Regions from separate parts of the Homo sapiens genome. Here region 2 is linked to region 1. The links are chromatin loops, found by intact Hi-C in ENCODE. Cell type or tissue: mammary epithelial cell. All regions are shown on one strand. Each heading gives the region's core, and the rest is flanking DNA. Links, peaks and the distances in the headings are about the cores only.

Evidence for each region. Peaks named below come from ENCODE experiments on the same cell type or tissue, not always from the same donor. Only the 100,000 strongest peaks of a DNase experiment are listed, where the experiment ranks them.
Region 2: it touches region 1 in a loop (2.8-fold over the local background); 3 of 110 quality-filtered maps call a loop at or near these places.

The regions. Positions count from the first base shown.
Region 1 is chr3:114,441,198-114,457,748 of GRCh38, forward strand. All of the region lies in intron 7 of ZBTB20 (zinc finger and BTB domain containing 20), which reads right to left. It overlaps ZBTB20-AS5 (ZBTB20 antisense RNA 5), which reads left to right and starts at 12,396. Exons shown (of 3, transcript NR_121661.1): 1 at 12,396-12,443. RefSeq lists an enhancer at 8,524-8,673. In mammary epithelial cell, for the core only: a CTCF peak has its summit at 8,984; DNase peaks (open chromatin) are centred at 6,504, 8,554 and 8,984; H3K4me3 peaks cover 2,052 bases; H3K27ac peaks cover 6,273 bases.
Region 2 is chr3:114,354,703-114,371,253 of GRCh38, forward strand. The region is part of intron 10 of ZBTB20 (zinc finger and BTB domain containing 20); the gene reads right to left. It overlaps ZBTB20-AS1 (ZBTB20 antisense RNA 1), which reads left to right. Exons shown (of 9, transcript NR_038993.1): 2 at 1,351-1,479; 3 at 2,466-2,525; 4 at 4,647-4,806; 5 at 11,994-12,179; 6 at 12,265-12,519. Among named protein-coding and RNA genes, the nearest start is that of ZBTB20-AS1, 11 kb to the left of the region's middle. RefSeq lists an enhancer at 1,310-1,951. In mammary epithelial cell, for the core only: a CTCF peak has its summit at 8,298; a DNase peak (open chromatin) is centred at 9,039; H3K27ac peaks cover 342 bases.

The sequences.
Region 1 (16,551 bases), core at 4,545-12,544:
TATGAAGAAAAACCAACAGAGACAAGTATATAATGAATTTTGAAGCTAAATATAATAAATAGTTCTGAATTTTCTGCCACTCCGGCTCATTTAGAATGTAACATTGCTGACAAATTAGTTATTCATGCTGTTTTTTAAAAATCAGGGGCAAAATTATAAGTTTCAATTCTCCTAATAGGAGTTATAACCCCTGCAGCATGAAAGCACTTGAGTAATGTTTGCTATGTGAAACTGGCTTCGGTGATTTCTCCTGAAGGAAACTGCACTATCAAAACCTTCATCAAGGCTGCTTCTGTTTAAGACCCACTGCACTACGAATGTCCCTGTACCCGTCAGAACCTTGGCTGGCTGTCATCCCATCAAGCACCTCATCTGCAGTTGCCACTCAGACATGTAAAGCGTGTGTTTGGGGACGACGCGCGGTGGAATGAGAAGGGATACAGAGCTCTGTTGTACCACTACATTTATTGTAAGCAACCACTTACACGGCAACTGCTTTGCTCTTTTATATTCTAGGCAACACACCGGTGAATATAATTCATAATGAACATATTCAACATTTTTTCCATCAGTTCAATACATTATTCATAAATATTAGAGATGGAAAGACCTGGAAGATTACAGAGTCCAAACCTCCTTTTTGTAACTCCCTTTCCCCTAACTGTTGATGGTAGCTCAAAAAATCCAAACCAAAACCAAAACAAAAAAAACCACCAACAAAACAAAATAAACCAAACAAACAAATAAAATACAAACACACAAGGAAAGCAACAAATTTACAAATTTTATAAGTAAAGTGAAAAGCTCCAAAGCTCGTGTTTGGTGGGGGTTGTTGGGGGCAGGATTTACACTGATGGAGCTCGCTGAAGACTAGGAGTATGGATGACTCTTTGCTTTGAAGACAGGCCAAGGGAGGGAAATGTCAGTTTCCCCCTTTTAGATAACAATTCAAGGTAAAGCCCAAGAGGCAATACCAAGTTCTTGGCCAAGTGTTAACTATCCATCTCTACAGCCTGTTGTGGACTCAGGACTCAGGCACTCTTCTCTTCATTTAGAACTTGAGATATTAATGCTAATGATAAAAAGAAAATGTATAAATGAATAGAGAGTGAAAACTACTAGAGAATGCTCCCTGGGATTATCTGTACTATCAAGATAGGAAAACTTTGCAGATGCTACTGTCTCTCTAGAGGAATAAATGCTTGCATTTTAATATTCTCAGCAGCTGGTTCCTGTTGAATGCCATCAGGATGATTCAGCCACCCACCAGGAACACCAGTAACAGCAAGTGCACACACAGAAATCTGCAAAACTTTCTTCTCTTGATGCCAACACCATTACTCTGGCAAAGTCAAAATCCTTTATTGAATTATCAGTTCTACTAAATGTGACCTTGTTCCCCTCACAAATACCAGCTTATTCTCAAATAAATGGAACTTCTGGCTGATTAAAATGTAACATTCCTTCTGACTTGAGCACACCCTGCTGTCAGTCTCTCTTCTGCCATGTTCATGTGATCTACCTCTTTTTCGTTTTCTTGCTATCCACTGAAACCTTGAAGGACTGGCAAGATCCATACATACTCAGAGTCCACTTTGTATGTTGCTCTGCTTGCTAAACCCATACATTTAATGTTATATCTCTACCCTTACATGTCTCAAGTTATTTCATCATTTCCATTTTTTAGACATTTTCTATTTCCACAGAATGTGTTTGTATGTCTGGAAAAACAGAAATGTGTAGCTGAACTGCATTTACCATTGACCTCATTAATACAGAATTACCATGCCATATTCAAGCTAGATAAAAATGCTATACTTGCCCTCTTCTTCAAATTTAGACCAGATTACACACTAAAGGGAAGAAAATGCCAAAGATGACAGCTAGCTATCAAAAAGATCTCACTGTCTCATTTTCAGGTCTCCAAAGTAAAATCTAAGGACATTCAACACAGATTCAGGTGCTCTCAACAGCCATGAAAATATATGGCTGAAGAGGGAATCTATAAATGTAATGAATACACAATTGGCTTATAACAGATGCAACCAAAATTAAATTCGATATCTTGACCTGCTCTCCAAAGTGAAAGTTTCTAGTTTAGGCTACAGACAGAGGTGTAACAAGCTCATTAATCACATGAACCAGAAATATAAGCTGACACTTCTGGGGATGCTGCAAAGAGCAGTCTTAAGCTGTTGGGGGTCTGTGGGGAACCTGAAAAATCATGTGGCTCTGACAGTCCACAGCAAGCAACACCACTGCATTTTACAATGTATGTGGGTCAGGCACTGGCCATAACCACCACTATTTTAAACTTCCAGGACAGGATTTAAGGATCTTTGTAGGGAAATAATAGGTCCAATATGGACTTTTATAAAAAGATTCAATATATTTTTATTAGGTTCCTGTTACACAAAAATCATTGTGTTCATTGCATGAGAAGACAATGAATTAGGTCAATCTATGACCTCGAGAAGTATATAAATGGGAAAGAATCAGAGGCAGGGGAATATTAATAAGTAATAGTAGCAATAACAATAACAACAATGATGAGTGATAACCTTGAGCTAGTCATTCTGCTAAGCACTTTATATACTACATTTCATGGAATTCTTATAGTATCCTAGGAAGGCAGATATCGTTTTTCTCTTTACAGACGTGGAACGTGAGGCCCAGTAAAATTAAGTACATTGCCTAAAATTATGTAGACCTGTTCTTTACATTACAAATAAATACATAAATAGCTTGCATATAAAATGAAATATGGCAAGGCTCATTAAAAGATACAAAGTGTTGTAGAAATAAAGGAGGCAGAATGTGTTTCTATTTGGGAATACTAGGAGAAAAGGAACATGGATGGGAAAATGTGGTGTGTGCTTAGGAAACAAGGATTGTTCCAGTTTGTAATGTTATAAACCTGTTGAATCATCAATGTCTCATTAGAACTCATACTTTGATAAGATAGTAAAATATACCAATCTGTACAGGAATATTTCTACAAAGAAATACTTCTTTCCAAAAGATCTTCTGACTACAATTTCTCAAAACTTTTCTTGTTATTTATTTTTTGGTGGCGATAGAGGGAGAAAAAATGTGAGATACAAGGCTATGGAGGTCTGGGCAGCAGTGTTAACTCCAGAGTCTCTAGGGAGTACAATGCATTTGGGTGCATTTTCCTTCATTCCTCAGAATGCCTTATCCTCATCACACATATTTGTCCCTGCCACATCCGAGGTGAGGTTACTGGCATAGAAATAGAAACCCTGAGGGTCTGGTTTCTTCCACTTCTTCAAAGTGGGATATCACTTACTTTTTATTTTTATAAATTAGTTTTAGTGGTCAGCCTTTTGGCATAGGAGTACATCAAGAAAACGTGAGTTAGAAAACTTGAGTTCTGGTCCCAGTTTTGCCTTGCTCATCTTGAAAGCATTTTATCTCTTCTCTGTGTTTAAGTTTTCTTATTGGCAAAATGAGTAGTTTAAGCCTGAATATCATTTCTTAATCTGTTGGACAACCCCCTCATCAAATTTTTTTTGATAAAAATAAAACCTTGTTTTAATGTAGATCCTTCTATTCTTCTCTATTTAAAATTCCTGGTTCACAGAATGCAATATATAGTACCATTAGTCCAGATAATTTTGTAGAGCTTTACTTTCTCTATTTTGTTAAGTTTTTCTCGTAAATTTTGTTTTCCAAATATAAAACATTGTAATATATATGTATTTTCAAATTCTACATGGTCCTCGACCAGATATTCCAATATTCCATTCTGAAGAGTTGGTTAACCCACTCACCCATATTGAGATATCTAAAGCCCCTTCAAGCTCCAAGATACAGTGATTATGATGCTCTGATGCTGACATTTGCTTTGTCAACGCTTAAAGCAGAGCTTTTAAACTTCAAACAATAGCATAACAAGTTGCTATAACAATTACACTTACATAAATCTTTAAGCAGATGTGCATAACAGCTCTTTACATCTACTATCACACTGGACAACCAAAGCTTATGATGTTGTTATAAATCCTTGCAATAGTAAATTCTACAGTTAATTATAACCTATAGGAAAAAGTACTGTCCATATTTAGAATTGATTGACTCTTATTTTCCACATCTGTTAATTTTGCACCCAGCTATAGGGCTTTAAATAGCTCCCATAACTTTAATCATTAGCCCCCACTCAGTCATGACTTCTATGTCTCACCCTTCTGACCTTGCCCACTGAGTTCACTCTTACTGATGTAATCAAACATGTTTCATTGTAGTTGCATTCGTCACAGTGCTCATTAGAATTATCATCATTCCTACAGCACCTCAGTGCAATGAAATTGTGTGCCTATGCAATTTGTTGTTATTTTAAGTTCTTCAGCTGGAATTTTAAAAATCTAGATGGACAATTTTATTTTATCTGATCGATAAATATATATCCAGTTAAGTGCCTCTGAAAAATTGGTAAGAAAATTATTTATTAGAGCAAAATCTTAAGTCTAGAGAGATTTTTGTAAACTTGGACAGCAGCATTCACTGACCTTGAATCCACAGGTTCAAAATTTATTAGTGTCAAGTTAGTCTTTTAAAGCAATCCATTAAAGCAATAAGTATAAAATATATATGGTTTACATTTATGTATGTGTTGAATTTAATAAATTAGTCAGGAGTCAAGGTATTTTTAAAGAAATATTAAATCTGTTCTATATTGATCAATTAACTGACTTTCTAACTTAAAATATTCTTTTGCTGTAGTTAAAACCTTTTTTTCTTTTTAAAACAAACAGAGTACATAAACTGTAAGGTGGCAATGTAGTTCACTGCGACAATCTATATATTCCTTAACGTTTGTTCTTTTTATGGTCATGGTATGTAGAAACAAATAAATGTATAATAGTTTAAGTCCAGGAGTTTTTGCCTGACTAAATTCTAAACACATAGCTTAAATAAAGGGTTGAAAGCCTGGCATCTCATCATTACTGTTTATATGTTATAAGGTTTGCAGGGCCACCTTATAAAATATATAGTTGTTTATTTTCATGTTCAATAAATAAGTAGTGTGGGGTTTCAGACTGAGAATGGATTACAGATTGTTCTCTCCTGGTTATTTTTGGCTTTAAGTATATTGATCATTTTATCATTTTCTTGTTTTAAACTACTTTAAACACAGCACAAATGTTATTCTCATCATGCCAGAAATGGGTTTGGAATTGATTCTGAGTTTCCATCAATTTTACTCTTTGCTCTTTGTGAGAAGTTTTGCACTGCTTAAATTCGAAAGGATAGTTTTGTTTAAAAGATGTCACAGTACAACATTTAGAGAACCTTAGCTGCCCAGAAAAACTCAGATTTTCTGCTTTACAAAAGAATAAAAATCATCGAATTTATTACCCTGGACTTTATTGAAATCAGTGAAGAATATTCATACAAATACAGTTTCACGAACTTCCTCTCTCTCTTTCTTCATGTAAGTGTTTGACAAAAGCATGTATCTTCTGAGAAGCCGGCCTGATTGGTCCAGGTTGGCACTGTTTCAGTGTTTGGCCTACGGCGGCTGCTTAGGAATAATTTCATCTCATCCTCTCTATTTTCCTGGACTGTATCAAACTCAGACACGTGGTATGCAAAGGAAATCCAAGTCTTTTAAAAATGCTATTTCTTTTGGTACTAAAGCCAAGACCAGTTCTACTTTGGCCAAATGATCTTATCAAGATTTAACAAGAGATATTCAGTAATATCTCCAATCTGTGAGAAGACATTCCACTAAGGAAGATAATTTATTACATACAGTGTACATATATTTCTCCACTTGGTACCAGGAAGAGACATGATCAAACTTATTCTATTGGTACTGAAAACAATGTAACACTGACAAAAATTCTGTGGCAATTATTCATTTCAATTAATTTAAAAAGAAATAAACAAGTAGCTCTTCCCCCATTAAAACAGATACTGGAAATCTATTTTCAGTTATTGCTGAAAATATTTTGGCTTCCACAAAGGCACCTTACTAACACACTACTTTGCCCTCCACTGTGCTGTCACAATTCAGAACTTGTAACATTTTATTCAGGTACTCTAGACTAATTAGATGAAACAACTGCATTACAGTATTAAGATGCTTTTGTAGAATTAAATGAAAGGAGATCTGCACAGTTCAGATAGCTTGGAAGATTTGCAATGAATATCACCAAAATCCTGCATGTGCAATATATTTTTCTACATTTACAAATTAGCTAATGAATAAGTGTATTCCACAATAACTGCTAGGATTTAATTTCACACTTAAGAATATCAACAAACACAGAGAGAAATTTAGATAGGTAAACTCCATTTCCCTTCCCACCCCACCCTAGTGCTCCCCTGCACTGTTTGCATTTCAGAACAAATGCTTCATGTCTCTTGAAAAGCGCCAGGAAATCTCTTCTCTAGCTATGCAGGCCTCAATTTTATGTGTGTAGTATGACACACCTTAAAAGAGAGAGCCCCACAAACTAGAGTGGGACGTTAATTTAAATACAGACTTAAGGAGAAGAGCTCCATCTACTGAATCAGTTAGATCATAGTGTGTACCCTATAGTTATCCCATTCACTACTTTCAACCACTTAGAGGCTCTGGAGGGAACAGGAAAGTTATAGACCTGAGCAACCATGAAAAACAGCTTTGAGCCTAATGCCATTTGGGATATTTCTCGGATACCCTGAGCCCCTTTCCTTTGCCCCTCCAATTTCAAAGCTTTCCATGTTGCAATATAAAATAAAAATGGATGTTTTGCTATATGAACCATCCCTTGGAAGTAGAAAGTCATTGGTTGTTGAAGGAAATGTCTCAGACAGTTGAAGAGAAAGCTACAGAAAGAAAATCTCTAGCTGGCAGGTTGGGCAGCCTAGGTAAGAAGGGAAAAGAAGAGTAGCCTACTTACTCCTCCTGCCTTGCACCATTGCTGGGGAAGCCTGCAGCCACCCAGGATCAGCTCTTCTGGCCTCTCCCCGGCTGCACAGTATTGTTGTGGCATTGGGAATTTGCTGTGGCTTCGTAAGATTATGGGGATGTGCTTCAGCAAGCCAAAAAAGTCACAAACAAAATTCAAGAGGAAAAAAAAAAAGTATAAAAACAGCTGATCTTACTGGAGAAGCTCTTGGCATTTTCCTACATATGCCACAATTTTCTCTGGTATTTCCTGGTTCTGTGATCAGAAAAATTATCGTATCATATTTATTACTGTTGTTTTTTTCAGGGTTGCTGGTGGTGACGGGTGGTACAGTGAGGGCAAACAGATGGATCAAGGAGAAGCAAAGTAAAGATTACTTCTCCCACTTGTTTGAAAGCTTTCCAAGAGATTGCAGGTTAAAAAATCTCTTCTTCAGAATACTGAAGATGTATAGATATCACATATAGGAAAAGATGGCCATACTCTTTCTAGATTGGGAAAGAAAAAAACTTCTAACACAGTAACAGATTCGGAACAAAGCAAATTGTATCAGAAAAAACTTAAACGTTCATATAGCTGCATAAAATTCAGCAGCATATAAGACTTATAAAAATACTTCATAAATTAAGATAAAATATTTGAATATAAATGGGTGTTAAGTATATATATAATTGGATGAAAGCAATAGTTCAGTGAATTTTTTATTACAGAAAAATAAAATATAATGAATTAACAAAAGTTTTACAGTAATGCTAACCTTTTCTCTTGTAGGTTAAAATAGAATTAATGTAACTGTAAAGTGGATTCATGTTTCCCTGTGGGTGTGAATGTATATATATACCTGCCCAGGTATTACTGACTGACACTGAAAGGTGATATGTTGCAAAGAAATTCAAACTTTGAGCATTATTTTAAATTGGGTATTTAAAATATCAGTATTAACCTGGCAGGTTTCTTTCTTTTTCTTTCTTTCTTTTTAATACATTTAATTTTCAGGGTCTGTTTTAAAGCACGAAAAGAAAAACAGATTAGAAAAGCATTGCACATCAATAAGTATTTTGTAAAATAATCCATTTGCATTTATTAGAATATTCAGTTCTCAAAAAACGGCTAATTGGATTTTCTTCAAGCCTTTTCAAGACAAGTTCAGTTCTGTGTCAAGGATAACTATGAGAAATTTCACCTCAAAAGGTAATTTGTTTGGTTAGTTATAAAAGCCTGAAAAACAAGATTATCTCCACCATAACTATAACAAAACAGCTAATGAGTAAGTACATTCTGGTAAGAATCGATAAGAATGGCAAAGCCTGAGAGGGTCATCGCAGACTTGAGAAAGGTAACCAAGTGAGGAAACATCAAACAGAGTTAAAGCATTCTGAAAAACGGAAAGTGTTAATAATCACTGACAGGAAAGAATATTCTTCGATAGCGATGACAACAACAAAACAAAACAAAACAAAACAACTAAAACAACTGGAAATACATATCTCCAGAGGCAAACTATGACTACTTATTAAGCAAGAGGAGAACCTGCTTCTTTGTCATTCCCTTTGGAAGCCTAGCTTTAAAAAAAAAAAAAAAAAAAGGTTGCACAAAAGATACATGTGTTCCTTTTCTGGTATTATTACAGGCCCACCTAGATTTAGCTTTCGATTCCAGATGAGATCAGGCATGTTCAGACTAGCACATCTTTGCTCTGTAAGCACAGAGCTGCTATCATTTCACTGGCAAATTCTCGTATCCCCAAATTTATGCACAATAGATACCCTTTAAAATCTGCAAATTTTCTATTTCAGTGAAATAACTGATTGAGTTAATTTTTTTTCTTAATTTACGCTGCTCGTATTAAGCTGAAAAGTTAAGGCAGGCAACTCCTATAAAAAAGGAAAGTTGAACAGTACTTACCCTAAGTGTAATGTGCAAGCCTTAATGGGGCAATTTACTTTTGCTCTATGATATTTAGAAAGGTGTCCAGGTCTAAACTCAGCTCTCGCCTTTTTCCCTTCTGGAAAACTGAGTAGACTCACAGAAGGTGCCTCTGCGAAAGATCATACAAATCAACAGCCTTACCTGTGGCCATTCAGAAGACTGCACTTTGGTGTGTGTTTAAAACTATGAATAAAGTCAGATACAGCGCATGCTCAGCAGGCAATTTAAAAATATTTATAACATTGTTGTTTCAAAAACAAATTTCCTCAAACAAAGCAAAACTCAAATTTTTTTATCCATGCCAAGTTTAACGTTCTGAGACAAAGCTGTTTTGGAGTTTTCCGCTGAAGGAAAAAAGGCTTTTAAAATTTTTTGTTGAACGAAAAATAGTTCTCTCTTCCCTTTTGGGTACGCTTAAAGGGGTGGAATAAATTTTTCTCCAAGTTTCAACAAAATTCACCTCTGGCTATGATAAGGCATTACAAATTTAAGGTCTGTAAAAAATAATTTTAGAGAAACTAACAAGAAACTAAAAACTATGGGTTTAAAGAATGTAATGGTCATCTGAACTTTCAAGGCAGTCTTGCATGTAACTATACAAAAATTATATCCTGATACAAACAGGATATATTATATGTAGATAAGAATAATGTGTATACAACCATATGCATACCTAGAGAAGTTTTATTTTTCTTTTGCTAACTAAAATCAGAACTCTCTAAAGCCGAAAAAGAAATACAACAAAAATTTAGGAGAAACCCAGTAATAACATCGGCACAATTCATCTGTTTTTCATAGCAAGCGTGGAAAAGAAGGCAATCATACCAATTGATTAAATTTTGAGATATATAAAATAAAAATTTGATAAAAGAAGGTTTTTAAAGTATGAATTGCAGTAGAAATGCCTGTTTCGTTCCTGGTTGAAAATTTCTTTCTCTTCCTTGAATATCCCTAAGCATTCCATTTTACCATCTATCACCAAACCCTGAACAGCTCACAGATCTCACAGATCTTATTTAAATCTCTTACTTAATTCTTAAGTCTCTGAATGAATTTCAGCTCCTGCTCTACTTTCCAAGGGTGCTCAGCTGGCCTCACAAAAGCTCCACAGACACATCGTTCACTATCTCTGATGCTTTCAAGCTTAACAGAGGATGCCAAAAAAAAAAAAAAAATCAACGATTAAAAAAAGTTTATTAAAGTGAAACTAGGAGTGCAAATTTGAAGAAGTTGCTTCTACTTTTATTTCTCTCTCAACTCAGCACAGGTGTTTCCTAACTTATACTGCTGTGCATGCTGATGAAGGGGAGGGTTAAATTAAGGTGAGGGAGTGGGCCAAGGGCAGACCAACAAGCATATAGGATCTCCAGCCTCATGTGTTAATGGATGTGTTTAAAAATGGACCCCCCAAAAAGCCTAGAATGAGGTTTCTTTTTGGCAAATAATTAAACCAGTATACTGAAATAATTAAAGCTTTGTCTTTAAATAAAGCATCAGATCAACAGAACAAAAACAAAGATAAAAATTGCACACACATATGCATGTGCGCACACACGCTATGACACACACAGATACGCAAAACTAGTGGGTGAGGGGAGAAGGAAATTAAATAAAAGAAAACAAACAGAGTCCTAACAGGCCATTCTCCGAAAAGGAATCTAAATAAAAAGTCATATGATATCTGATAGTGCAGGACACGTCGCCAAGAACTGGAGCGGATTGCCTACAGGAAGAAAGGGCCAGTGTATTCCAGCTCAAAGAGCTTTTCTTTCCTCCTCCTCTATTTTTTTTCCCTTTTCTCCTCGACTGTGAATGTGTCACTCTCAGGTCAGATCCACGAAGAATCCCAGAATGACAGCTATCACCTGTCACTGTACTCTTGGCGGCACAACTAGCTGATAGGAGCTGCCTGAGTTGGGATCAAGAAGAGCTAGTGCAGCTTTCAGTAACAGCCTGTTATCCCAGTCCCTCTGCCCCTTTCAAAGATCCCCTTGGTCACATCAAAAACAGACCAAAAAGAAAAAGAAAAAAGAAAAAAAAGGGGGGGTACCAAATGAAAAATTAAAAATGCAGGGACAACAGCCCACAGCAACAAAAGAATTCAGGGAGAAAAAATAGAACACAAGCAAAAAGGAAAAAAGCAAAACCAAAACAACTCTTGTCTTCAATATAAAACTTTTTAAAGACTGAGTTTCTCTTATTTGGATGACATTCTTTTTAAAAGTATTTTTCTCCTTAAGCACTATTAAAAGCATTAAAAAATTCTACAAAAATACAGAAAAGTCTGAAAGCAATTCAAGAATATTCCTAAAGAAAACATGTAAGTGTAAGAAGTGAGTTACCCTGGAAAATTCTGGATTTGCCAAAAGTTCCCCTACTTCTAATATCTTTCAGTGAGTTCAAGTGCTAACACTGGCCACCTAGTACTTGTTTTTTATCTGAGGATCATTACTGAGGCAACACATACATAGTAAGGTTTCCCGAAAAGACTCCTTGTTATCAAGTTACTTCAAACATAAGGCACTCACACCTCCCAGCCAGGAGGGTTTTTTGATGAGCATCACACTCTGCCCTGATATGTATTACACCCTTAAGAAGCAGTTACATAAATGCATTCTATAATTATGGAAAATGTATATATCTATATTTTCCCCTACATTTTCCCTCCCCAGGGATATGAATAGATTTTATTTTCAGTTAATAGAAAAAAAAAGAAAAGAGTTTCTGATTCTTGAAACAACTGTTGTAGCTGTTTTCTACTTAGCAAAACAGTTATCTGTAGTTAGGAATGGTACATAATATATATTTAAGGATTTTTGTAGAGCTTGAGAATTGTTCCCCTTGTTTAGTTTCGTGTCTATAATGTACCTTAAAAAGATTTCTAAGTGACAATCAACATATAAATGCATTAAGAGGAGAACTTTAAGAAAGAAAACATTATCTTGGGTTTACAAATCCAGGATATTAGCATAAAGATATAAATGTACAGCATATATAAAAGATAAAATTGTTTACTACATTTTACACATACAGCTCACATCTGATTTCTTTTTGCTTTTGTTGGAGCATTAATTTGAAAATGATAAGCATTCTGAAATGTTTGCTACAACACAAATTCATGGTAAAAATATACATGCATAGGCAAAAATTGAAATGGAGAACACAAAGCTACGTGGCAATCAGAATCGTTGACAAAATCTCCATCTAGACTATATTTTGCATGAACTAGTGTATCATAGAAGGGGCAAGAAATCTCTCTGGGGGTTTTGTCATTTACATAATTAGAAACAAAAATAAAATACAAATATCTGCTCCCTTACTACCTTTTCTTAATAACTGACAAGTGACACAAGTGGTACCTTTTAAACAGATGGATGCAAAAACTTGTGAGATCGAATGAACTGATGTACCCCATTGGTATTTTGGGAACCCAAATTCCATAATTAACTTTTTACCCAAGTGGCAAAAGTAGAAGATGTTCTAGTCACCAAATTGATTATTTGATGGACTTTTGTTCTTTCTTCCACAAGATTTTGGCGACCCAGAAAGGGTAAAGACATGATAAGAGAAGATGCATCCTGAACAACTTTTATTGTGAGTAGAAAAAAAATAGCATAAAGTGAGCATAAGAACAGTTGGATTTGGAAAGATTAAAAGAGGAGAAAAGAGCAACATATGCAACTTAACTAGTCTTTTTCTTTTTAATTTTTTCATGTACATATATGTATATATTGGGATGATGGGGAGAAAAGATAACTGGATTTCTTTTGAATGTCTTTGTGTCTTTATAGAGTGAATGTTCTGTTCCTGTCTCTTTCTTTTTAGGCGAAAAACTAATAAAAATAGAAAAACATATATCAGACATTAAGCTCACTCCCCCCCCCCCCACCCTTCCCTTTGTAAAGAACTCTTTGTTCTCTAGTGAAAATGCTGAAAAATCCCCGGGCAGCTACTCCCTGAAACAAGTGCAAAACACTTAGAGGCTTTTGGGCTGGCTGGGAGCCAGAAACCCTCCCGCTGTCTGGTTAGAAGAGGAAAAAAAGAAGAGAGAGGGAGAGGGAGAGAGGGGAAGAGGGATGGGGGGCAGAGAGAGAGGAAGAGAGAGAGGAAGAGAGAGGAAAAGAGAAGGGAGAGAGAGAGAGAGAGAGAGAGAGAGAGAGAGAGAAATTGGAGCTTCCTTTAATAGACATAGGAAGCAGCGTTTTTTTCTTTCTTTTTTTTCAAAACTGGCGGTCAAGCGTTAAGTAACTCCCGTCTAAATCCACCTGCTAGAAATGAACTTGGGTAACCCCCCAGGGGTGCACAAAGACAGGGAAGACAGTAACATACTCCATACTCTTTCCCACCCCCCGTTGTACTGCTTCCATTCTTTCTGCTCTCATACACAAATGCCCACAGCTTCTCACGCCGCCCCTCTTACCCCCCAACAACAAACACAGCAAAATACATGCTCCCTCGGTCTCCTAAAAAAAAAAAAAGGCTTTTCCATCTCGGTTGCGACACAGTGATAAGGGGTAGCGAACATCTCATACCTGGTGTGAATGCTAATCAGTCAGGAGTTCTCCTTTTCCCAAGACAGGGAACTGTTTCCTTCCAAATTTATTAGAACCTCCTCCACTGCCTCTTTGAAAAACCTTCTTTGTCACCCTCTCCCAAGTCCCGATACTTCTTTAAAAAAAAAATGGCTTCGGAGCTCCTTCTATTCTTGATATTGATTCTCTCTCTCTCCCCCCACCCCTCCTCCTCTCTCCTGTCTGTGTCTCTTCTGAGTGGTCTATTGATAAGTCCCTGGAGGCACTGGGTCAGCCTGCCCGTAGGAAACCAGACACAATGCACAAATCTCCGAGTGCCATTCTGCCATCAGCAAGCAGACCACGTTTAGGAGAGAGAGAGAGGAAAAAAAAACAGTAGAGCAAGAGACAGAGAGAGAGAGAGAGAGAGAGAGACACCAACCGAGGGAGGGAGAGAGAGACTGAGAGAGAGGAAGAGAGAGGGGGAAGAGAGAGAGGGGGGGGAGAGAGAGAGAGAGAGGGAGAGAGAGGAGAGACGGAGAGAGAGAGTGTGTGAGAAAAAGACTGATTGGAACAGGAGGGAGAGAGAGAGAAAAGGAGAAGGAGAGAGAGCGCGAGAGGGAGAGCGGCACTGCCAGTCAGGTTAATCATCCCTACTTTAATTAGCTGTTCGGCTTAGACATAAAACAATTGAATTTGAATGATCTGTCAGCAGGCTCGGCTGAACCAAAGGGGAAAAGCGAATATTACAAAAAGACTGTTGGTGTGTTCTGATAAGCAATACTGCTCGTACTGACAAATCCTCAAAGGGGGAACTATTAAAACTTACAACTAAACAAAAAGTGCAAATACAAATGGCACTAGATAGAGGTCTTTAAAAAATGGAGTTTTCTCCTCTAGTTTTATGAACCATAGATATTTATGTGCAGGTGCCAACATATTAGGGGTTTTCGTGTAATGTGTGAAAGTTTATTAACGATGGTCTAGGAGTGTAGCAGACAGATGCTGCAGAGAACAAGACAGGTACAGTCAGATGCCGAATCTAGATCTTGGAGGGAGAAGGATGCTGGAAGAAGAGGCACCGTGGCAAGAGATCAGCACAGACAAAGTCAGTGGGCAGATAGGCAGACAGATTTTAGGCACGGCACGATCTCATCTAAAAAGGCAAAAGTTCTGATGCAATATTAGGTACAAAACAATCCATCCATCCTCCTCTCCCGGGTGCACTCCAAGGTACAGTTAAAATGGATTAATCTTTGTGACAAACAGAGCTGGCAAGGCAGACACTGAAGGCGATTTGCAGACCCAGAGAATACAGAGCTAGAAAAAGCCCCAGAGATCAATCTCTCCCCCTCCCAATTTAGTAGAGAGGAAACTGAGGCCCAGAGTCGACACTAGACACTAGGACTCCAGGAGCCCACCAGGCCAGTGCTCTTTCCACCACACCAGCTAACCTAGAGTATTCTTTGAAGATCTGGCCCAACAGGTATGAAAATCACCCTTACCTCCCAAATAAGAAGATTACTCCACCTATATAGTTAGTGCACAAACCTCCAATTTCTCAAAATGTTTAAATAGCCAAATGGAAATATAATTACATATATAAATACATTTCCACTTTATATATATGTGTGTTTATGTATATATATATATATGGAGAGAGAGAGAGAGAGACCATTTTGAATGCTAGGAACAAGGGATTTAAGTCTTTAATTCATTCTAGGAGAAAAGCAGAAAAATATAATATTGTAGAGGCCTCGTCTCAGCAAGATATAACTTGTGTCACATTTTCAAGCTAATGAAGGCTAGTGGTTTGATCTACAAAGACCTCACCCTGAATTTACAATTCGCTCTATGAACATCATCTGCTATATATCACCAAGTGAGAAGATGTGGTTTTTCTCATACACCTCGTTTCTAAAATATAGGCACATTGTGGGTGAAAGAGATTGAGTCTTTCAGCATACTATGTAGTTTTAAAGCACTGATGAGATTTTCCACCTGGAGAATTAGGTATGTACAACCTTTCCAATATATTTCAATTGAAAATGAGCTACTAAAAAGGGGAAACTATATTTTCCGCCCATGAAAGTGATGGTATCTTTTTCGGGACACATATGATCATGTTCACTAAGGATTCCCTTTTGACAATGGGTAATTGAAGGTCCAGTTTTTAAATGGTGAAAGAGGTGCTTATGAAGAGAACAGTGCCATCAGATGTTACTGGAGAGATTAAGTTTCTTGCCCTAAAACAAGACTCAGGATGTGTATGAAACCGAAAACTATCTCTCAGTCATGCTTCAGCAACAACATTGCTACTTAGGGAGAAAGAAGAAAACCGAAAGAAATGTCAGGCACGTGGGAGCCCACTCAAAGACAAGTAATCTGAGAGAAGTCATAGCCAGAGTAATTTAGTTTATTTGCACACCAACCTCTTTAACAATGGCTGCTATGCCATGCCTAAAACACACGGCCTACAGTTGACTGATTTGGAAAGGGGGAAGGAATCAGTGATTTTGATAATGGCAGATCCTTTGGCAAGCCCCAAAATACCTGATAGGCCAGAGCCCAGAAGAAAGCAGTGGAGTGCTTAGTAAATGTCTGTTGGTGAACTGAGAAAAAAGAACAAGAGCTTTGGAGCAAACACATATTTATATATAACACTGCAAAAGTCACAGCTACTCTGAAAGCCTCAGTTTTCCTTTCTGTAAAAGGTGATGATATTGGTCCCATAGAGTTGTCTTAAGGATGACATGAGGAAACATATAAAGTACACAGCTAGTCATTACACGGTAGTTATTATGGAGGAAGGTGTGTAAACAAAAGTGTATATTATGGATGTGCTGAGTGTGTTATATTCAAAGCATGTAGGTTCAAGACATGAAAGCATATAGCAAAGCAAGGATCTAATATACAGATCTCTACTAGAAAGGATTGGCAGTAGAGATTATAAAGTTTAGAACTAAATTCCTAAAATCTAAACTTCAAGGATGTTAGGTCATCTGGGGTTGTATTATTTCTTTGTTCCCAGATTTTACTATATTTCCTGGCTCATAATAATAATGATGGCCAACATATTACTAATTGGCTTGCCCTAAGCAGTCTGCTAAGGACTTTACATTTTAAAATCATACTTTAGCATCACAAGAATCCTATGAATGAGGTACTACCAATATCCGCATTTCATAGAA
Region 2 (16,551 bases), core at 4,729-12,728, 86 kb before region 1:
TCTCGAGTAGCTGGGATTACAGGCATGCACCACCACACCTGGCTAATTTTTGTATTTTTAGTAGATGAGTTTTCACCATGTTGGCCAGGCTGGTCTCAAACTCCTGACCTCAGGTGATCTGCCCGCCTCGGCCTCCCAAAGTGCTGGGATTACAGGCATGAGCCACTGTGCCCAGCCCTTCAGGACAAGTCTTATTATTGCTATTTCATATAAGAGAAAGTCGAGGCTCTCAAAATGTCTAAATGACTTGCCCAAAGTTTTGCACAGTAGCACATGGCAGTGTTGGGATTAGAAACTATGCCTCTTAAAGCTTTTTCCACTGCATAACAGTGGATCACTGAGGAATGGAACTTGAAGTGCCCAAAGATCGAGAGTTATCTTAATTCTCAGCAGAGAAAAAAGAAAGACACTGAAAGTAATGATGAAGGTTGCTTTAGAGATAAGAAATGAACACAGATAATCACACACACACACACAATTCCATGAGAAAAATCCAAACTGTTTGACCAGATTGGATTGCAAATTTTGTTCATCTAAACAATCAAGTTATCTACTGAATAGTCTGAGTTAAGACTCTTGCGATAATATTGCCACCAACTTCATTAAAAACCACAGAGACAAACCTAAACCTGCACACGTACACAACCTGATCTGACATGCCTGGTTGAATTTTATACACACAATTCTTAAATATCTCCCTGAGTACACTGGCCCCACACTGCAGTGAACAGCCATGAAAAGCTGAATCGTTTTTGCTGATATGAGTACAGATGCGAAGGGGGACCCTGCCTCCCCATTCAAGCATGCCTCATTCCTCCAGCACACAATGCTGAGGCAATTCCTTTCCCAGGCTTTCTTTTATTTTTAACACTAATACAGTGGGAAAAAGTTTCTGCCACAGCAAGGCAAAGTCCAGGCTTTTGTGAGCATGTCCTTTTCATCCAATGGGCATTAATGTATAGATTCCAATGGAATAAATCTGAAATACTCTACTGTAGAAGATTTGTCCCCCATTGAAAACAAATCTTGATTAGATGGTTATTCAGGGAGTGTATAGGAAGGAATGGTGTGAAAATGCTAACTCTATTCTTTCTTAGATTGGCACTGAATAGGCATTTGGGCTATTCAAGAAAAAAAAAACACACACACACACACCCAAACCCCAACCCTATCAACTGTACAAAACCACAAAACTTTACATAGATTATGTGATCATGTGTATTTGGGGATTCTTCCCCACCCAAAATAAAAAATGCACAGTGTTATGAACACAAAACTGATGGCAAAATGAAATAGTGATAAAAATAGTTCTCTGTGTTTTAAAATAATAACTTACCTCCTTTTTACTAGAGTAAAAATACAGAGTCAGCTTGTGATGGCATTCCCTCAAAACATGGAAGGAATTGCAGTAATGAAAGTCATCATGTATTCTAAGAGACTGTTCTGCGAGAGCACAACACAGACGGGGCTAAAGCAGGGGTGAGTACCGAAGGGAAAATCTGCCTGTGGGGAATTGGGGATAGAGGGCCTGACTCTCTGTTTTGCAGGAACGTTGCTCCTGCCTGTCCCTTAAGCTGCAGGGGTCCAGGGATAGGACTTAGCATGAGAATAAAAAGCTGCCTGCTCACAAGAGAAAATGAGCAAGAAAGGAAACAGCAGGCAATACAATCTCTTTTAATTAGGTGTGAAATCCAGTTCTTTCTCAATCAGGAGAGCAAAAGGATATATAAAATGAGACTAGTGCAAGGGTAAGATGCTACAGAGGGGGATGGGGATTTGAAGTCTCTGGACTTGGAAGGAAACATCAGCTCTCAAATGAAAACCAATATAAATTTCGGTCCAGTTAATAAGCCTAAGTCAAGTGGCAGGGCCAGAAAGCCCTTGAGCTTTCAATTTGGGGCACCAGATGAGGTTAGTGGGTCTTGCACATGAAACAGGGTGCAGCTTGCCAAGTTAGTCACACTAGGAAAGAGCCAGTCATCTCTGGAGAAAGGGGGGATGTATTTTGGTGACTGAGCCCCCTTATTCTCCAAACCCCCTGCCTGGGGTAAGACTTCAGTTACATGTACTTTACCTCCTCATATATGCCAAGGGAGTCCTGCTGAATCCCTGCACTATAGGAGGTATAGTAGTTTCTTGCTAACAGGTTCCATCCACAGCAAATGACTCTGCACCACCCCACTCTCTCTTTCTATCTCATTAGTATCATCACAGTCTTGGGAGGTGGCTGGGAGCACTGGAGAAATCACACATGCAAGTGGAAGGCAGCAAGCAGACAAGATCTCTTTCTCCTATCTTGGCTCTATATACCTAGCATATCCCAGCTGCTATTACCTCTGTAGTGAGACTAGGGAGGGTCATCAGCCTATGGGAGGGCGAGCTGTACAGTTTTACTTACCCATTCTTGGGTGAAAAGGGGGGTGTTTTGGGCCATCTCCCAATAAAGGTTCTCCTCTATCTTCCAGATTGTCTAAGCCCAGTGTGGAGGAACCATCAAGGATTTCAGCACGTTTTTTTAGCCATTGGTAACAGAATTCTTCACATAAAACATATATCAATTGTTGAAATTTGCAGAAATTTGACTTCGAACTTGCAGAAATTTGACTTTCAAACATGTTTGCAGGAATGGCTACCTATGAAAGTTGGGGACTAGCTGGATGTGCTTTTTTAGTCACTACTTATTATTTTATCTAGACAAAGATTAAAAATTACTAACTTGTTTACAGTATTTACAACACCATTCTATTTATGATCCCAATACTGTAATTGGGTATGCCTTTAATATTACCTGAATTTTTATTCATTCATAGAACATTTCTAGAGAATACTTAAAAGTATTTAAAGGTCCTTGGTTTTATGTTTGGGTTTTGGGGGGTATGTATAGTTTTTATAAATGGACATGTTTATACTTTTATAGGAATAAGGTCAGTGGCTTTCATCAAAATCTCAAAGGGGTCTGTGTTTTCCCCAAATTAAGAGCTGTGGATTGAGATTCAGGCATCCCTCTTTAAAATACTTGTAACTACTTTCCATAATCAAAGCTTCTAAAACTGATGCAAACTTTGTGATTGCATTACTCTGATGCATAAGGTCTGTTGAACTGATATTTTCCATTTACTTAAGTTGAGCTGATACTATTTTGTATGAGAAAGCAAACAATCTTGGCCAAAATGAGAAAAGTTACTTTTCAGAAGAGAAATATTTTTTAAAAAGATTGAAAGGGAAGAGAGAAATGTAGGTAACTACTAATATTAGCAGAAATCTGGATTATGACAGACATATAGTTTACAACTGTTGAAGCTAACTATTATTTAGCAAACTTTGTTTTACTCAGAGTAAGTCCCTTTTGACAGTTAAGACAAATCCACAGAAGAATTAGAAAACACCCTTTAACATCTTTTGACTGTTAAAAATTAGATATTGTGGTATAATTTGAATAAAAAATAAATATAAACTCAATATACACATCTAATCAGCCAAAAAAATAGTTTACTTGCAAGATCTATAGCACTTGTAATGGGGAGACTGCCTTTCTTTCTATTTTCCTCCTTCCCTTTCTTCCTTTTTGCTGTCATACCACGAAGTTTTACTAAGTTTGAAGTATGGGGAACAAAGAGGCAAAATTGAGAACTAGAAAAACATTTGCTCTGTGATTTTCAGGCCCATCCCCAAATCTTGACTTATCTTCCATTCCTGACTTCTTTTTCCTCTCTTCACTCCACCAAAAAATAAGAGCTTTATACTTTATCTAAGGCTGAGAATAGATTTACAGTACTAGTGGGATTTTACAGGTCCAAAGGAGAAAGTAATTCCAGAAAAGTCTTTTTACTTGGCCTTAGAGGTCTCACAGTCTCCCTTGGTTAGCCCAGGCCTTTGGCTTGCCTGATTTTATGTTAAGTCTGCTGTTCTCTCTAAGAAAGGATGAGGGCATGCCTATCCATATTGTAAAACTGTAAATACAACTGACTTATGAATGAAGCTGCTTTGGGGGTCACTTGAATTTTCACCAATTCATTAGTGAAACATTTACTGAGAATACCCCAGTATAAATGGAACCATAAGGATACAAAGGATCTTAAATCTAAATCAATAGAAGAAATTTATCCATAAGGATCTTTGATATTGGAAACATATATTAATCAATCAACTTCTCCCAGACCTCAGTGCTCAGGAAAAGCTGTGTTTTGCTTTTCTTTGTGGAGCCTGTGAATATCATAACTGATCATGTTTCCCTCTTGGCTCTGTTCACTAGGGAGCTCAGAATAAAAATTTAGGCCCCCTTTTAGCAACTATGTAGGACCTCATGGTATGCTTTTCTATGTAAAATTTTCACCAGCCTCATTATATTATCCATTCTTTATTTTACCTCTACTCTGATTTCTTTTTTTTTGTAGTTATATAGAAATACATTTCCTACATATTTATTAACAATTGAATATTAATTTAAGCTACCTCAAATCCCTTACTTATGAGGTGAGGGCATAATCAATCAATCAACAAGTAATTGAGCATCCACTTTATGAAACCAATTCCAACCATAAGTTAAAACTTCAGTCTTGAGTATTATCACACTATATGCTTTATGAATTTTTTATACTTTGAGCATCTGATTCCAATGAGGTAAACTGTTGAAATTTACTTTACAGTACAGTTTGTGAAAATTAAGTTTTACTCTGTGAATAAAGAATTGGATAGATAATTCCAGACAACATTCTGAAAGACACTTACGCCGTCATTCCAAAGTTGAAATGAAATGAGGGGGAGAAGACTTGCTGGGACTAAGGAAAAAAGTCAATGAAATCTGAGGTTGATGCCTTTAAATCCTCTTATATTGTAAACCTTTTGAGACACCTTTTAGGAGTTTCATTTTTTCTCTCTCTAAAGCGCTTTCCTTACAAATTTAGCTACTGCCCTATTGTAACCTTTTCCTTTGTTCACTAAATCTGGGGAACAAAAATACAGAGATGCTACATCCGTGGGTGGTATACAAAAATGAACCAAAGGATCTACTTAAATTCACAAATTTGTGCTGTTTGAACTTGGCTTTGAATAGACCTTAAAGAAGGATCTGTATATTCAATTGTACAGTTAATAAGTTAGGTCTTTTGTTTTGCTTAAGAAGCAATCACAAATTTAAAAATTGAGTATATGAAAACCAGCATCTTCTTACTTGATAATCTGTTCTTGTGGTCTCTACATAATCATATACTTATTTTATAGAAAAAACAGATTTATAAATTCAGTGAGTTCAAAGATTCAGTATAACTCTCAGGTATGGCATTTCTTTAAAGAATATCATCACACACTGATGAATTATAGTTAGGTAAGAAACTGATTTTTTGACTTTGGGAAAACTTTTCTCTGGACTTAAACGAGTGAGAAAACAGAACTCAATAGTGTCATTAAAAAAAAAAAAAGCTTTCTGGCAAAAAATATCATTGAGTTCCCAATTCATAGAACTTCCTTTAGTCCTCTGTTGCTGTGCTGTTCTGAAACTGCTTTTGAAGCAGGTCTTCAAATTCATGCTCAAATGTTCTCTTCCCTTGGGTCTTTCTAACAAATAAAAAAAAGTTGCTTCCAATGAGACCGCTGTTTTTCAAGAGTATCTCTGTTTGTTGGTAGGAGGGGAATGCAAGATTTTCTTTTTTTTTTTTTTTTTGAGACGGAGTCTTGTTCTGTCCCCTAGGCTGGAGTGCAGTGGCGCGATCTCCAGCTCACTGCAACCTCTGCCTCCTGGGTTCAAGTGATTCTCCTGCCTCAGCCTCCTGAGTAGCTGGGATTACAAGCGTGCTACCAAACTCGGCTAATTTTTTTTTTTTTTTGGTATTTTTAGTAGAGACGGTTTTCACTAAGTTGGTCAGGCTGGTCTCGAACTCCTTACCTTGTGATCTGCCCACCTTGGCCTCCCAAAGTGCTGGGATTACAGGCGTGAGCCACTGTGCCCGGCCAATTTCTCTATGGACTTGAGCCATGATAGATAAGTTCACTGAGGAGTAAAGACCTTCTATCCCAAAGCAACAGGGAAAAGCCAAGGAAAAAAGTAAATCTGTTTTGTTGGATGACTGGTTAAAATGGAAGCACTGAGATGATTTGTGTGGGCTAGGTTAAGAGAGTAGCTGAAATTCATCTGCGCACCTAGGGTATAGAACCAGGCACGGGAAATCATTAAAAAAAAGAATAGGACCTAAGTTCCTTTTTGGCTCATACTGAGATGAAGAATAAGTGCTGTCAGATAGAACTCAAAACCTTGGGAGGTTCTGGTAAATAAGTAAAGTAGAAGGCATACTTTATAATTATTTTAATCACAAGTAGGCATTTTATCTTTATGATATTCTTTATATAGTCTTTTGTATAATATTTATTATATTATTTACATATTGTCAAAAAAGACATTGAGCTATAGAAGTCTCCTATAGCTATAGCTAACATTCAAATTATCTGATTTCACTTCACTGATTTGGTTGGATTTGATTTTCTCTAAAATAAAATCTCTGTGCTAATCCAAAAGGTTGGCCATTTTGCTTTCCTGTGTGTGGATTACATTCATTTTTACTTCTCTTCTGCTGAATTTTCCGCAGTTCTGAAGTTATTGTGGTTTCTCTCCTCACCAATTCTTATCATCCCCATGAACCTTATTCAAACTTTTTCCTTTTCTGTGAAGCCTTCTGTGATTACTAGAGTTCACTTTTCTTGGTTTCCACTGGTTGGTGAGGTAATAAACTAAGACATTCATTTTTGGCTTGTTCTCACTGAATTAGAAAACTTTCTTAATGAGAAGGTATCTCCCCTTTCCTCCACCTGTAGGAATGAATGGCCAGGTTTTTGTATACTTTATAGGCTCCTTTGCCTCAGGGAGTTGTGGTTTCAGAGCCCATTAAGCCCTAAAGAATAAACCATAAAACAAAGAGTTTTCTTTCCTAATGTCTGTTCTCTAAAATGAATTATTAACCCAGAATGGGTAAGGAGAGTGAGGCTGATTGATGCTTTGGAGTTAGAGAATTGGATAGCATTACTGGAGAGAAAAACAATCCACTTTCCCTCAAATGCAGAAGGTAGCAAGGTCTCTACTTGCATACAGCTCCAGTTGGGGTAATTGCTTGGCACACTTCTGGAGGCTGGACATAAAAAGGCACCACTTTGAGAGGAACAGTGATCATCTGGGGGCTGGGCCAATGGTCAACAGCAAGGACCACTGTGGAGGGCATCTGTAAACCCAGCTAGTGCAGTAGTGCTGGCAGTCAGAAGGACGAGGCTCAATGGCATCTTTGTGGGGTGGTCAAGCAATGTCAATGTTGGAGACCATCATGGACTAAGGACTTAGATTTAATGAGTCTTGTACCAATCTAGGGATGAGAAGGGAGCCCCAAAACTTGTCTGTATTTCTTGCGAATTTGGTGACAGGGGCCTCAGGTTTAATTTTCTTTAGAAAAATACGGGAATTTTTTTGTACCTGAATGTTGAGGAGTGTTGGGGAAGTTCACCTGAACTTCCTATACATGTAGCACCTAAGTTAGTTCTTACCAATATATTATTGTTTCTTTTTTCATTTGTGTCTGTCTTATCTCTCTAAGACTCAAAGCCTCCCAAAGGCTAGTATCTTGTCTTGTTATAACCACAACTACAATGACAACTACAAATATGTAACTGGATCCCTCATTGTGCCCAGCATGTTTCTTTATAATGTGTGGGTTCTATGTGAGTGCTTGTTTGGTCAGCTCTTCGCTACACTTCACAAACAAGTGGGAACCTCAGGGCGCACATTTACTCTGAGATATGTCTATGTGATATGGTCCTGACAGGGCTTTTTTGCCCCTGAAGTTCTGTGTAATGCTCTTCTTCTTGTCCTTTATTTCCCTACCTACCCACAGTTCTATTTTCAATAGAATTTAAAGTCCAAGCAATTGTTTTATGTGTTCACTGAGTTGCCCACAAACTCTGCTCATTCATTTATGATTTCTGATACATGCCATGCTGTCTCTGTCTCCCTGATTCCATTTCCCCAGAGAGACAGCTCACTGGGTCCCCCTGTCAACAGAGGATTCAGTGGAACCCAAAGCTAAGCCATACTTTGTAATAAAAAATAAGAAGAGATGACCAATCTATGATGTGATAGAAAAATGATCAGGCCAAACTCCGATCACTTTTGCCTATGTTAGGGAAGCTAACCTGCTTGGTAACAGATGTTACAGAAATATCTATCAATCAGCATTGATAACAGGGTATTTATATGTACATTAACAGTAGTGTCAAGGATTGTTTAGAATATTTTCTCTTGGTGGCCACTGGGTGTCCTCATTTACAAAGTAAATATGCAATATTTAGTGAAGGTCACTGGAGAGAATAAAAGACACTAGTTTTCTCTTTGGCCCTTCACATACTGGGGATAAATTTATTGCTGAACTCACAAGCAGGTTATATATTAGTACAGTTTAAAAACCTTCAGGTCAAACTGTTAAAAGTTTATAACCAAGAGTAACTTATTCAGGGTCCAGACATGAATTTTAAAGGCTGTTTCCTCAACAGAGGGGACTGTGATCAGCTATTAGAATGATCCCTTATTCATTTGAAAATTGGCATGGGATTTTGACTATCTGCCGAGAGAGCCAGCAGAGAGGAGCAGAGAAGGTCTTAATTTATTCTTGAAAGAAAAGAGAACACCAAATATCTCTATGGGATATTTGTTAGATTCTGTTTTTATCTCACCTTTTCTGAAAACTAATTAAAAATAATAATGAGAAGATAAAATATGTCCTTTGCCTAGGAAACCTGAAATAATGTGAAAAACATTACAATGAGCTGGGTCAGTATACTGATTATCAATCATTTCACATTTGAAGACAAAGAATTAAACTATTCCTTTATGGACCTGTTATCCCACCTGTAAAACAAAGGTGTGTATGCTTCACAGGGATGTTGTAGGGACAAATAGAATATGAGGCACACAAGGTTCCTAGGAAGAGAAACTGTACATGAGATAGATTTAGGGCATTACTAGTATTCTAATTGAGGCTGAGTCACAGTTGTATATGACTTGTTCCTGCTGGAAGACAGTAGTCAAGGCCAGAGCTCACACAGCCAACAAATATGTTCTGATTTGCTGCTCTCAGACACTGAGTCTGACACACTGCTCAGCAATCACTTACTGCTCCCTAAAGTGGTATTTTGCATTTCTAGGATTGTCATTGTCTCTAAATTTATACTTATATACATCGCTGATGAGGTTCTTCCCTTGCAAAAAGAAATTTCAGCCTTCCTCCAATTCAAGATACAGGCCTACTATTGAATACATAACAGTACATGGCCTTCAAATGTCATGCCTAGCCAATTAGCTAATCCTTTCCCAAAATAAACTTCACTGTAATATTTTTTTTTTCACTAGCATACATCCCCAGCTTAATTACTATTCTCTGGCATGTTATTTCAGTACATAAATTATCAATATGATTTTGTGTCAAAACCAACAATTTGACCAGGCATGTTGGCTCACACCTGCAATCCCAGCACTTTGGGAGGCTGAGGTAGGTGGATCACTTGAGTTTAGGAGTTTGAGACCAGCCTAGCCAACATGGTGAAACCTCGTCTCTTCTAAAAATACAAAATTAGCTGGGCATGGTGGCGCATGCCTATAATTCGAGCTACTCAGGAGGCTAAGGCAGGAGAATAATTTGAACCCTGGAGGCGGAGGTTGCAGTGAGCTGAGATCATGCCACTGCACTCCAGCCTAGGCAACAGAGTGAGACTCTGTCTCAAACAAACAAACAAACATCCCCCAACAATTTATGCAAACAACATCAGGGAAGCTAGGAAGCTCTATGAGCTATTCTCTGCCGTTCAGATATGTTCGATTGTCTTACTAGCTGAGCTTAACAGCCTTTTCTGTTTTTAAAGGACCACCATGCATGCCTCTAGTACAGCAATCTCTAACACTTAATCAACAGTTACGTCTACAGCAATACACAATAGCCAGGTCACTTTCACCCTGAGATTATACTAAAGGCTCACAATATGCTCAGAGTGTATGGAAAAGTGTCTCATTTCTTCTAAAGATCCTTAAATTCCTTGCTTTTATAGTATTATCCAACTGATTAATTAGTAGATTCATTTTTCAACTACTGTAGCCCCAAAGATACATATCGGCAGAGCCCTCCTGATTGTATTTTACCCTTGGCCTTTTCTCCTTTTAGTTTCCTCAGTTTGCACCTGTAATTTCACTTTTAGAACTTCTCTAGGCTCGGTGGCTAAACACCACACAGCACAGGCTTTATCTGATGTGCCGGCGCCTGGTGTGGTCTAAGACACACTGGTGTTTTGTTCTTGAAGTACAGGATTGATGTTCTGAAACCTAGGCTCTAACACAAAGGAGATCATTAGCTCATTTTAAGTGTCTCTTTTCTTCCCTCCCAGCCTCCTCCTACCCACCCCAATACTTCCTTAGTCCTAAGCACTGGCAGCAGATGGCAACCATATTCCAAAGCTGAGTATACATAAAATAGTGCCATGGAGAACAGAGTGGCTTCAAAGTTAGCCTTTCTATTCAAGTGGGATGGCGGGGACTTCTGGAGGAGTGAACTCATCTCTCATTCATTTAATCCTCTATTCATTCAGCCAGGAATTTGTTTTCCTACACATCCATCTACTGTCCAGCCAGTTGAGGGAGGGTGGGCATGAAGCATCTCTCTTGAGGGCCCTTCCAGCAGGAGGGCACTAAGATTTCTATGCCAAGCTCTTGTTTCCCTGGGCCAGCTCTGCCTGCTGCTGATCAAATCATGCCATTCCTGTAAGAGGAGCTTGGGAACACAGTGTGTAGGGGGTGGATTTCTCAAGAACTATCTCCTTGCTAGACTGACAGTCACATGCTGTATTCCCTAGACAAAGATTAGACCCAGGAAAAAGATGAAACAAGGAGGAGGATGTGGGGTTGCAGAAAACTGTGCAGGATGTTACAGTAACGGGAGGTGGGAGTGGGAAAACCTTTCCTTTTTGTTGTTTCAAGGTTTGCTAGAGCTTTTGCCTAATCATCTGTTTGAGCATCTTGAAAATAAGTATCTATTTCCATGGTATCTATCAAAAACAGGCACCAGATTATACTACAAAGTTGACCTGCCATATTGCTATTAGAATTAAAACATGTAGCAGCTTACATTCAAAAGAAAGCTTTTCTGTTTCCCCAGCATGAAAAGCAGAGGGTATTTGTGATACACTTTGTTTTGTAGGTCTGCTGAATGAAAAAAATAATCGGGTAAAAAATTAGTACCTATATTTTCACAAATGGGCATAATGCTTACAAATGCACTACATCATTATTTTAGCTTCATTCTCCCCACAACATTCATTTATTCATTCAACAAACATTTGCTGAGCACCTACTCCTAATTTGTGTAAGCACTTTGCTGGGTGCTAGGGATTCAGCAGTGGACAAGGTAAACAAGATTCCGCCCTCCTGAATTCTGTCACCTGGCCAAAATAAACATTTAACAAGTACGCTGCTAGAATTTTACTTGAGAAAAAGGAATAATTCATCTTACCTAGTATTTCTTCTGAATCTTTCTTAAACATATTTCTTGAAGGTCCAGACTCCTTTAACTAAGAAGTTCTATCTTAAATCTCTCTCTTTCCATTGTTATATTCATTCCTTTCTTGGTTACAATGTGGAGAGTTCAGATTGCAACTGCTATCATTTCTGGGGGGAATGGGGGTGGGACTGTAACCCTGAGAATCCTTGCTTTTCAAACTACACATATATTTTCTCTGTAAATATTGTACCATCTAATTTGCGTCTTTGGATTTTGTTGATTAGCCATCAACATGTGATTTAAGGAATACTGCATATGAGATGCAGAAATCATGACTCAGTAAGTTATTATTTTAAAGCTCTATTTTGGGATTTATACAGACTTGTGTACAGTCTAGTTTGGCTTTCAATCTAATCTGCAACTATTACTAGGAGGCTTTTAGATCAAGTTCCATACCCATGTGTCTCTGGAATTCTACAGTGAGAAGCAAAAGTGCTCAGGAGTTAAGAGAAGCAGACGTCCGAAATTATCTCCATGCATTACCAAAAACCGTGGGCACCACGGCACGGGGAAAACTTACCAGGTACAATGAGCCAGTGACTGTTACTGAATTTCTTAAGATTACACTTTTCCCAACTACTGCAGACTGCTTCAGAATAGAAGAAGGTAAGTAAGCAGGGTGATTACAAGCAATCCTCCTCGGAAGTGAAACTCACTCTTCTAAGTTTACCTCTGTTTTGAATTATTTCAGACAACTCTCATGCCATCAAGCCGACGGACTTTCAAAAAAATAAAAGATGCATTTCTTTACTTGTAAGTATTTGTCTTTGCAAAGGGCTCTCTGATATGGTAGCACAGAAGTTTGCACATTCTAAGGATCTGATGTTTTGCCCTCTTCGGGTATCCCGGCTGGAAGGAGCTACGGTGAAAGGGCACCTAAGGTGAATGGACAGATTGTAGATGGGTGCACACAGGAAAATGTACAGCTCCTACAATGTATTCTGAGGTAAGAGAGCACACAAGTCCATTCCCTATAATTTGAAAATCTCTCTTCTTTTTTTATTTTTTAGAGACAGGATCTCACTCTGTCACCCAGGGTGGAATGCAGTGGGATGATCATGGCTCACTGAAGCCTTAACTTCCTGGGCTCAGGTGATCCTCCCACCTCAAATTCCCAAGTAGCTGGACTACAAGTGCACACCACTATGCCCCGCTAACTGTTTTGTAGAGATGGGGTTTCACTATGTTGCTGAGGCTGGTCTCAAACTCCTGGGCTCAAGTGATAAATCCACACTGGCCTCCCAAAGTGTTGGGATTACAGGCGTGAGCCACCATGCCCAGCGTGAAAATCTCTTATTGACTAGAATGCACTTGAAGACAAAAAGGAACTTAACAGGTTAACACTAGAATGTAATGCTATAATATTAATAACACTCTAACCCTTCCCTATACCAAGAAGACAACATTCAGAGAGATTTGAAACTTCTTTCAGCCCCAGTTTCCTTATCTGTAAATGGGGTGTTTTGTAATAAGATTATGCATATTAGTCCTCTTTCATTTTTAGGAAAAAAAAACATACAAATGGGGGAATAAAAGAAGGCAAAGAGATAATGGAGAAACTTCCCAGTCTATTCAGGCCTGAATCCAAGAAGGGACAAGAAGAAGGGCACTGGCTTTTCCTCGAAGTGAAGGATGTAACTGTCTTACACACAATCTCCTCCCATAGATCTAGGGCTTTTCAGCCTCAGTCGTTCTCAGGGGGAAAGGATGGGGACCTGCAACAACTTTCACTTAGGCTGCATCAATTTTAGTTCATATTAATAATTTTCAAGCACTTAAAACTGTAGCCGACACTCAAATTCACGGAGCGCTGGCTGTTTTTCTGGTGCTGCTTTAAGGGCTTTACATGTAGTGTTCCATCGAATCCTTCTAATAACCCTATGAGATGCATACTATTTTTATTCTCATTATGCAATTATGCACATGAGGAAATGGAAACATAGGGAGGTTAATTAAAGGCACATAAAATGCATTCATAGGCTGAAGTTCATGTTAAAAAGAGCAAATAAGTAGACCATGGGGGTGAGAAAATATTTTCTGAATATTGGAAAACAACACATAGCCCCAGTCTTAGTCCATTAGCAACATGTTCAAGAAATAGCTTTAGCAGTCTGTTATCATACCTGCCCCCACCCTGAAGGCATATCGGAGGGACCCGAGAGGACATCAGGAGCCATTCTGCATTGGGATGTTCACAGGGACCTCTCCTCATTGCTTCTAAGTTCACTCTTGGGTGCCAGGTTTGAGGGTGCAGATTCTGATTAGGATATGTCCTGGGGAAGTGGCTTTTTCCTTCTGTTAGTTCTCTGACCCTAATGTAACAAAATCTTTAAACCTGTGTCCCAGAACAACACGCAGGAAAGAATATGAACCTCTAAAAGAAAGGCCCAGTAATGGTACCAGTAGAGTCCAAGGCCTCCAGGTCAAGAACTCCTGCTCTGGAGCAGGGCTGGAAGTGGGGGCACGCTTTGCCTGTATCACTGCCCAGTGAAACCAGGCCTGCTTTGCAGTGCCTGTTAGCATGTCAACCCAGGATTACTTAGGCCACTTCAGGAATCCCAGGATCTAGTCACCCATCTGGGACCTTTAGGTCAGGAAGAAAATGGAATGGGCTAGATTTATGAAAATTGGAAAAAATCCAGTCAGGTGTACCTATAAAGACCTACAGTATTTCCCTGAGAAAATGACATGTATCCTTTACCCTGGGGTTAACTTCTAAAAGTTTTAGTTTAGAATTTGCATGTGTCTTTTCCATTAGACACAGAGTTATCTTTTGTAGTTCAAACTTATATGCACCTTTCTTTCATTGTCTCCTTTACATCTAAATACCTGGTTAAGATATGAGGCAAAGAGATAATCAGTGATTATATAGGGAAGAACGTGATTACAGTAAAAAATTGAAGGACAAAGTTAATTCAGTTACTGCTTTTTGAAATTCTTTGTAGTATTCTACATGCCACACCAAGCTTTTTTAAAAATTCTGTACTCTTTGGTCTAATATCTTGGTATAAAACTGATAACATAACCAAGCTAAAACTAGTGAGGATAAATAAGTAGGAGGAAACTCATTTTTAGAATTGGAGAGGAAAGGAAAAAACTCCTCAAGGTCAATTTTGACATCAACTATAAATTCATTTGGCCTTGTGAAATTATAAAGACTCATGTTCAACATTGTTCCATGTGGTTGTTTATATAATTTTCAGTAGTGACAAAATAATCTCCTTATTTAGTTTTACAGGTAATTTAATAGTAGAACAAAGTATCGTTTGATTCAGTTGGTTCCAGATCACCATCCTACAGTAGAAGTATATCAGATACTTTTGTGTACAGGTGGGATTGGCCTTTGGAATGTCTTGGACCATCACAGAAAGCAGCATACTTTAAGTAAACAAATTGAAACCCTCCCTACAAATAATGAATTTGAGGATGTCCCATGACAATGAAGGTGGCCTTGAGAACAACACATAGGTTTGTTATTAGTAATTACAGAGCTACCTGAATTGGGCATATCATGAAAGAAGTACACAGAACATGGCTTTTAAAGAATTATGCTTTGTCATTTCAAAAACAATTGTTTTTAAAAATTGTTTTAAAAATTGTTAAGATGATTTAAATGTTCAAAGTGTATGACACCTATCCTCTGCTTAGTGTTCAGAGGTTACTGAGGGTAAGGAACTGAGTTAATATTTGTGAAGTAATAATACTTGTAAAACATTATTTCTCATAAAAAATAATAGAAAGCAATGTTGAGAAGAAGTAGAGAAAGAACCAGTATAATATAATTACTGCCTCACTGGGCTTGGGTAGTGCCTTCAAATTCCTTTCACATATATTTACCATTCCAATTGCCCTGTGAAATGGAAGATCTAATTCCTTCTCACTTTGCCTATTTAATTGCAGAGTCTCCCTTAACACTGGTTTTTCTCAGTCTATAATGGGCTAGGAACTCTTGTATCATAAAAATATTCATTACTCCACTTTTGAGTTACCCATTCATTATTTCTTTTTAAAACATTAAACTTGTACTTTGTAATAGTTGCTTTCCCATTTATCCTATGTTTGCTCCTGAACCCCTCTTTATGGTCTTTTTTGTGACACATCTGATTCTGTTTTCTTGACAACAATCAGGAGGCTAGTAATCCCAAAACCTAAGGTAATCTTTTCCTAGGTCTCTCCCTCGTTGGTGTCTGTGGCACCTGATACTGACTGCTGATCCTTCCTCTCCCTGATGGTCTCTCTGCACTATCCTGGTTTTTCTCCTATCCCTTAGAACTCTCTTTTCTTTTCCTCTATTTATTCATTCTTCATTCTCTTTCTTATCACTCATGTAAATATTTCCCAAGGTTTTGCTTTCCTTTTTTCTCTCAACAAAGACTTCTTTGAAGTTTACTCCCATATTTATGGCTTATAGTGCTCTTGGCCAAAGTGTTTGCTAGTCCTAATCTCACGCATTCCTGCTGTGCCCCAGGACCCTGTTTGTAACTCAGTGTTAGTTGTCTCCACTGGGAACACCTGTGGTAGCTCATACTCGGCACTATATAAAATGGAATTCAATTTGATTCCTTTAAATGCTTTTCATCTTTACTTGATACCTTGGAGTTATCTTTGATAACTGCCTTTGTTGTAACTAACACTCAGCTCCCAGAGCTGTCTACCCTCATCCACAAAATCTGTTGCACCTGGATCCTCCCCATTCCTCCTATTACCGCCCCCTTCAGGTCACCAATAGTGTGAAATACTGACAGTGCTGTCTGGACCCTCTCCTTCCTCCAGTTGCTCCTTCTCACATCCAGGCTGCCAAATTAGATCTTCTCAAAATCTTGCTCATGGTAGGCCCTACTTAACACCCTTCCACAGCTCTGCAACAGAGGTGCAAACCCCTCATACCTAGTCCTGATGCCTCATTTCCAGTCTTTCAAAAGAGCTCAAATGGAGCCATGTCTAATAAACCTACCTAGATATTACTGTTAACTGGATT